Regions from separate parts of the Homo sapiens genome. Here region 2 is linked to region 1. Evidence: chromatin loops called from intact Hi-C (ENCODE). Cell type or tissue: chondrocyte. All regions are shown on one strand. Links, peaks and the distances in the headings refer to the core of each region. The heading gives the core; the rest is flanking DNA.

Region 1 (2,925 bases), core at 1-2,500:
CCCTTAATGTAAATAATTGATATCCAGAAGTATTAATAGAGTATATGCTTTTTATAATTTATAAAAAGATAGAGGAGAGAATTATATGAGAATTTTGGTTTAGGTTTAATAGTTTCCTTTTGTAAGATTTCTTCCTGTATTTTCTTACTGATACTTTTGTAAGATTTATTGAATCTTTAGCTTATCATCTCCCTCTTACCAAAACACACTGTTGCCCCCCTTGCTGTATTATACCTGGAGGGCATAATTAGAATGTGAGAGACTCTCCTCATTTCCTTGGAATAGAGTTTTTCATATATCCAGAAGTAGCAAAATTTATAAATATGATTCCCTTTGCTTCTGCCACCTGTATTCTTCCTCTGTACTTGAACTGTCTGCAGCTCTTGAAGGGAGGTTTGGGCTTTCATTCTCTTGCAGTTATAGCACCTGAAGTATTTGCCTTCTTACTCTGAGGGATCACACATCTGCTAGCTACTAAAATGGTAAATGGTCAGCTTTGGGGCCAACCATTTTATTATGGTTATGTGAACCCATTTATTTGTCTCATATCCTATATAATTTAAAAATAAAATCATGACACCTTTTATAAGCATACGAAATATTACAAAATCATTATTTTCCTAGTTATATTTCATTTGTTAGATTTGGCATATTGAAAATAAAGAGAAATAAAACTGGAAAACAGTAAGTGAAATACATTTAAATTTTTATGAAGTATGAAGAATTGGCCAGGTGTGCTGGCTCATGCCTATAATCCTTGCACTTTGGGAGGCTGAGCCAGGAGGATCACTTGAGCTCAGGAGTTCAAGACTTCCCTGGGCAACATAGTGAGACCCTGTCTCATTAAAAACAAACAAACAAACAAAAAGTACACACACACACAAAACACAAAGAATTGATTGCCTTACTCAGAACATTTATTTCATATACTATAGCCTTTGGCATCCCGTTATTGTGGAAAATTTCAAAGATACACAATAGTGGAGAGAATACCCAGCTTTAAACAGCCAGTCTTGTTTCATCTGTGCTCTGCCATCCCCAGAATATTTTGAAGCAAATCCTAGGTGTCAGATAAATCAGTATATTGTAGTATTGGGTGAAGAACACAACATTGACCTTAGACCATGATCGGTGCCTCTTAAGAAAATGAACTCACTCTATATTGTTAGCTCTTAGGGTTCACGGGCTGATTTTTTCCCCCTTTTTAAATTCGGGCTTCTTTCTTTTGGCTTTTTTGGCCTTCACCTCTTTCCCTGTACCTCCACAAGGGGGCAGATAAAGGAAGAGAGAAGGGAAGTTTAAATGAACCAGATTTGAGTTTCACTTTTGTTAATCAGTCGAATAGAGTTGCAGAAGATTTTGGGGGTGACTTTTCAGAAACAAGCAGTGATTTTTCTCCTTGAAACAACTCATAGTGCCCCTCCTTGCTCTTCAGAGACAGAATAATATTAGCTATTTTAAAAGGGGTTAAGCAATTATCTTAAAAAAAAGTTTCCAGAGCATTATTACAGCCTTTAATTTTCCCTGTGAATAATAATTTTTCTGTAAAAATAACGATTTAGACTTTACTCAAAATATAGTATTTGAATTTCTATCTACTTTTTTCAGACGATAGCTCTGGGTGATTATCATTAAGATTTCTCATTGAGTGATGTGAATGTTGCATAGTCGAAGTATTTTAGCTGGGCAATTGATTACCAATGGAAGGGGCATAACCACTGTTTTTTGTTTGTTTGTTTGTTTTGAGACAGAGCCTCTCCCTGCCACCCAGGCTGGAGTGCAATGGTGTGATCTCGGCTCACTGCAACCTCTGCGGGAGAGTGTTTTCAAGCGACTCTCCCGCCTCAGCCTCCCAAATAGCTGGGATTACAGGTGCCTGCCACCATGCCCAGCTAATTTTTGTATTTTTAGTAGAGATGGGTTTCACCATGTTGGCCAGGCTGGTCTCGAACTCCTGACCTCAGGTGATCCGCCTGCCTTGGCCTCCCAAAATGTGGAGATTACAGGCGTGAGCCACCGTGACTGGCCGAGTTTTCTCATTTCTTCAAAGCCTCAGTTACTGTGGCAGTATCAATGAATCGTATTCATAAAAACCTACAAATATATGATGGTTACTTTGTTTATGGTAAAACAGTATTCTGTTTGAAGCATGTTTGAAATTGAATGCCTGAACACCATATAAATTGCTTTTTAGTCTGTGGGAATTTTAAATAAGCATCTATAAAGTTTTTTGTCAATAGATTATTTCTTTGTCTTGATATTTAGATACTGTGACCTGTGGGAGTTTTTTTTCTTTAATATTATATGTGTTTACTCTTTTTGTTCTTTTGCTTTTCCAGTGAATATATTTCTTCTGGAAAAATGCTATTTTTCCAAGTAGACTATATGAAACTCACATTTTGTATATGTGGTGTTAATTGTTGCAAGATATTGGGGGAAATGATGGGATAAACTTGCAGAAATTGATTCTTTTTACATGAATTTTGGCATATGCTTTGCAGTAAGTGTATTTCCTTCTGTTGCCACCATTAAATTCTCTGGTTCTCAAAGTTTCTGTATGCCTACAGCATGACACATAATTACAATGAAAGCATTACCTTACATTCCTGTAACATTCTTTTTTTCCCCAGGCACTTAATGCCTTCTATTCCTTAGCTTCATGGATGAATTATGTAGCATATGTGAAGAGGCTTAAACTGTTACCATTACAAATTCTTTCTAGATGGCTCCTGTTATATTTAGGATATACTTATACTTTAGACAAAGTAAGAATGTTATTGTTGTTGACCTTGACACCAAATAACTGGGCAGACATTATATAGCTATGTTTGAATCCTCGCAAAATGTGCTGTTGAAGCCAACAGAGTCCTGGCGGGAGACTCTTCTGGACAGCAGAGTTATGGAGCTTTTCTTCACAGTAAGTTT
Region 2 (2,925 bases), core at 214-2,713, 650 kb after region 1:
TGCATTTCTTACATCATTTTTTCTATGATTGTTTCCCATTTAGTAATATGTCTTAGAAATCCTTCTAGGTCTGGCCAGGTGTGGTGGCTCACGCCTGTAATCCCAGCATTTTGGGAGGCCGAGGTGGATGGATCACTTGAGGTTAGGGGTTTGAGACCAGCCTGGCCAACATGGTGAAACCCCTTCTCTACTAAAAAAATACAAAAGTTAGCCAGGCATGGTGGTGCATGCCTGTGGTCCCAGCTACTTGGGAGACTGAGGCAGGAGAATCTCTTGAATCCAGGACGTGGAGGTTGCAGTCAGCCAAGACTGCACCATTGCACTCCAGCCTGAGCAACAGCGGGAGACTCCATCTCAAAAAAACACAACAAACAAAAAAACCCACAAACAAAAACAAAAAGGAAATCCTTTCATGTCACCATGTATAGAAATTTGTTCTTTTAACAATGTACAATGTCCCATCGAATGTTACTGAACCATCTCCTTGTTAAGTGATAGTAGCATTGTCTCCCATTTTTCACAAAGTCTACCCTTCCCCCCATTTTTCTTTCTTTTTTTTTGAGATGGAGTCTTGCTCTGTGGCCCAGGTGCCGCCCCCCCACCCCCATTTTTCTAACCTAAATTCAGGGCTTTGCATTGTCCCTGTTACATTTCATCTTGCTGGTTTGGGCTCATCCTTCTGGTCCATCCAGATCTTTTTGAACCCTGTCTTCAGTTTATTAGCAATTCATTCCAACTTTATGTCATCTGTCAGTTTCATGAGCGTGCTTTCTCTATGGTCACTTAAGCCAATAAAAATGTTGAATAAGGAATGCCACCAACAATTTCCTGCTAGCTTAACATCAGTTCACTTACCAACATGATTCAAGTTTGGAGTTTTATGGATAAAGTACTTAGCCACATCTCATTCACAAGTTTCCATTTCATAGTAGGGATATTATGGAAGGCTGTCAAGTGTTTCTGCAAAAATACCTAAGGGTATCCATTATTTGATTAGCCATTTCAAAAACACATTTACGGAGATCTTCATCTGGGCAGAGCATTATTCCAGGCCTCTGAAGAACCAAAGATGATTTTGAAAGGAGGTCACAGTGCAGACAGCAGGTGTGTATATAAGGTGGCTACTTTACAAAACAGGATATGGCAAGCTGGACATGACAGGCACAGCAAAGTCTCTGAACAGAGTTCGGGGCATGAAATTGTTTCTTTTGGGGGTCTTCAGGAACAATTTCATGAAAGCTAAATCATGAAAGATAGCAGGCTTTTGCCAGGAAAAAAAAAAACAAGACTAGTGATTAGTTTGGCGTTTTCGGTTTCTTTGAGAAGCGAAATAACTTATCAAGGACTCTTTTTGCCACTTGATGTTATAATTGGTTGATAGGTCTCTCAGAAGCCCTTTGTGCAAACTAGAACCTGCAGGGATGTGCAAAGCCTCTCTCTGCTGCCATCTGCTGTCTTACAAGAGGTAACTGCAAGAGGTTGAATCCTCCAATGCCCTGGGGATTCCCATTGCAGGGCAGGGGCAGCAGCCTGTGTTAATAACCACCCGAACAGCCACATGTACCCCTCCACAAAAGTGTCACTGTCTCCATTGCTCTGGAGTTTGTATTCCCAATTTGTAATCTTTGTTAGGGCACTCATAAAAAATTAAAAACAAAAATTCACACAAACATACACTACTTTCATTCATAAACAACACAATAACCAAACTGAGAACAATATCAGCAAACATCTATAATCTCGTGGTTGTAGTTAGTAGCTTTTTACAGGTCCTTATTTAGGTTTTTCTCAGGTTTCTCTAACTATTCTGATCCTTGGATTTTGAAATTTTACTATCTAGGACTATAAATGCTATGACGTCGGATTATTTCTTGACACTCATCCACGAGGGGAAAATCTCTTATTTAGAAAAATGTTTAAATCAACATCTAATGTAAACATGGAAGCTCTCTAAAGATTCAGCATCATTTTATTTTACTTCTTTTATATTCTTACGAAGGGAAATCACCTAACATATTTCACTCAAAATTTTCAGGATTTTTACTAATTGTGACATCTACTTTTCAAAAATAAGAAGTAGGTTTGGGAAATTTTGAGTCACAATAAATCAGGAAAGTATGATTTTTTTTTCACATTTGCCCTGCCTTTTCCAAAGGAGAGAGATCTCAATGTGAACAGATATTTGTACATCCATGTTCATTGCAGCTCTGTTCACAACAGCCAAGAGGTGGAAGGAGCCCAAGTGCCCATCAGCGAATGGACAGAGAAGCAAAATGTAGTCTATGCATGCAATGGAATGTTATTCAGCCTTAAAAAGGAAGGAATTTCTGACACATGCTACAACATGGATGAACCTTGAGGACATCATGCTAAGTTAAATAAGCCAGACACAAAGGACAAATATGTATAATTCCACTTAGATACTCACAGCAGTCCAATTCATAGAGGAAGAGAATGGAGTGGTTGCCAGGGGCTGGGAGGAGAGGGGATTGGGAGTTGTCTAATGAGTACAGCGTTTCTATTTGGGAAGTTGGAAATGTTCCCGGAGACGCTTGGTGGTAATGGTTGCACAGCAGTGTGAATGTACTTAATGCCACTGAACTGTGCACCTAAAAATAGTTAAGATGGTAAATTTTATGTTATGTGTGTGTGCACATGTGCATTTACTACAATTTTTAATGAAAAAAGTGAAAAAAGATCTTTTAACACAAGAGACAATGGATGGGCTGCATTGAAAGACATTGATTGCGATCAAGCATGTTAAGATGCGTTCTGAACTCAGACACACATCAAACCCTGTTAATGTCTCTATCCTATTTTATTAGCACTATAATGCACTGAAATAAACTCCTAAGCCCATGCACATTAACCATAAACATTAAACTAAGAGGACAGGTCTGAGCACACAGCTGGGCCTTGCCCTTC

What was found. Peaks named below come from ENCODE experiments on the same cell type or tissue, not always from the same donor. Only the 100,000 strongest peaks of a DNase experiment are listed, where the experiment ranks them.
Region 2: it touches region 1 in a loop (4-fold over the local background); 16 of 110 quality-filtered maps call a loop at or near these places.

What each region holds. Positions count from the first base shown.
Region 1 is chr13:20,827,059-20,829,983 of GRCh38, reverse strand. XPO4 (exportin 4) reads left to right here. Exons shown (of 23, transcript NM_022459.5): 7 at 2,805-2,917. Among named protein-coding and RNA genes, the nearest start is that of EEF1AKMT1, 55 kb to the right of the region's middle. In chondrocyte, for the core only: CTCF peaks have their summits at 1,040 and 1,250 (motif pointing right); no DNase peak of the experiment used is centred there.
Region 2 is chr13:20,180,969-20,183,893 of GRCh38, reverse strand. All of the region lies in intron 1 of LOC107984553 (a long non-coding RNA gene), which reads left to right. Among named protein-coding and RNA genes, the nearest start is that of GJB2, 11 kb to the left of the region's middle. In chondrocyte, for the core only: CTCF peaks have their summits at 1,258 and 1,457 (motif pointing left); no DNase peak of the experiment used is centred there.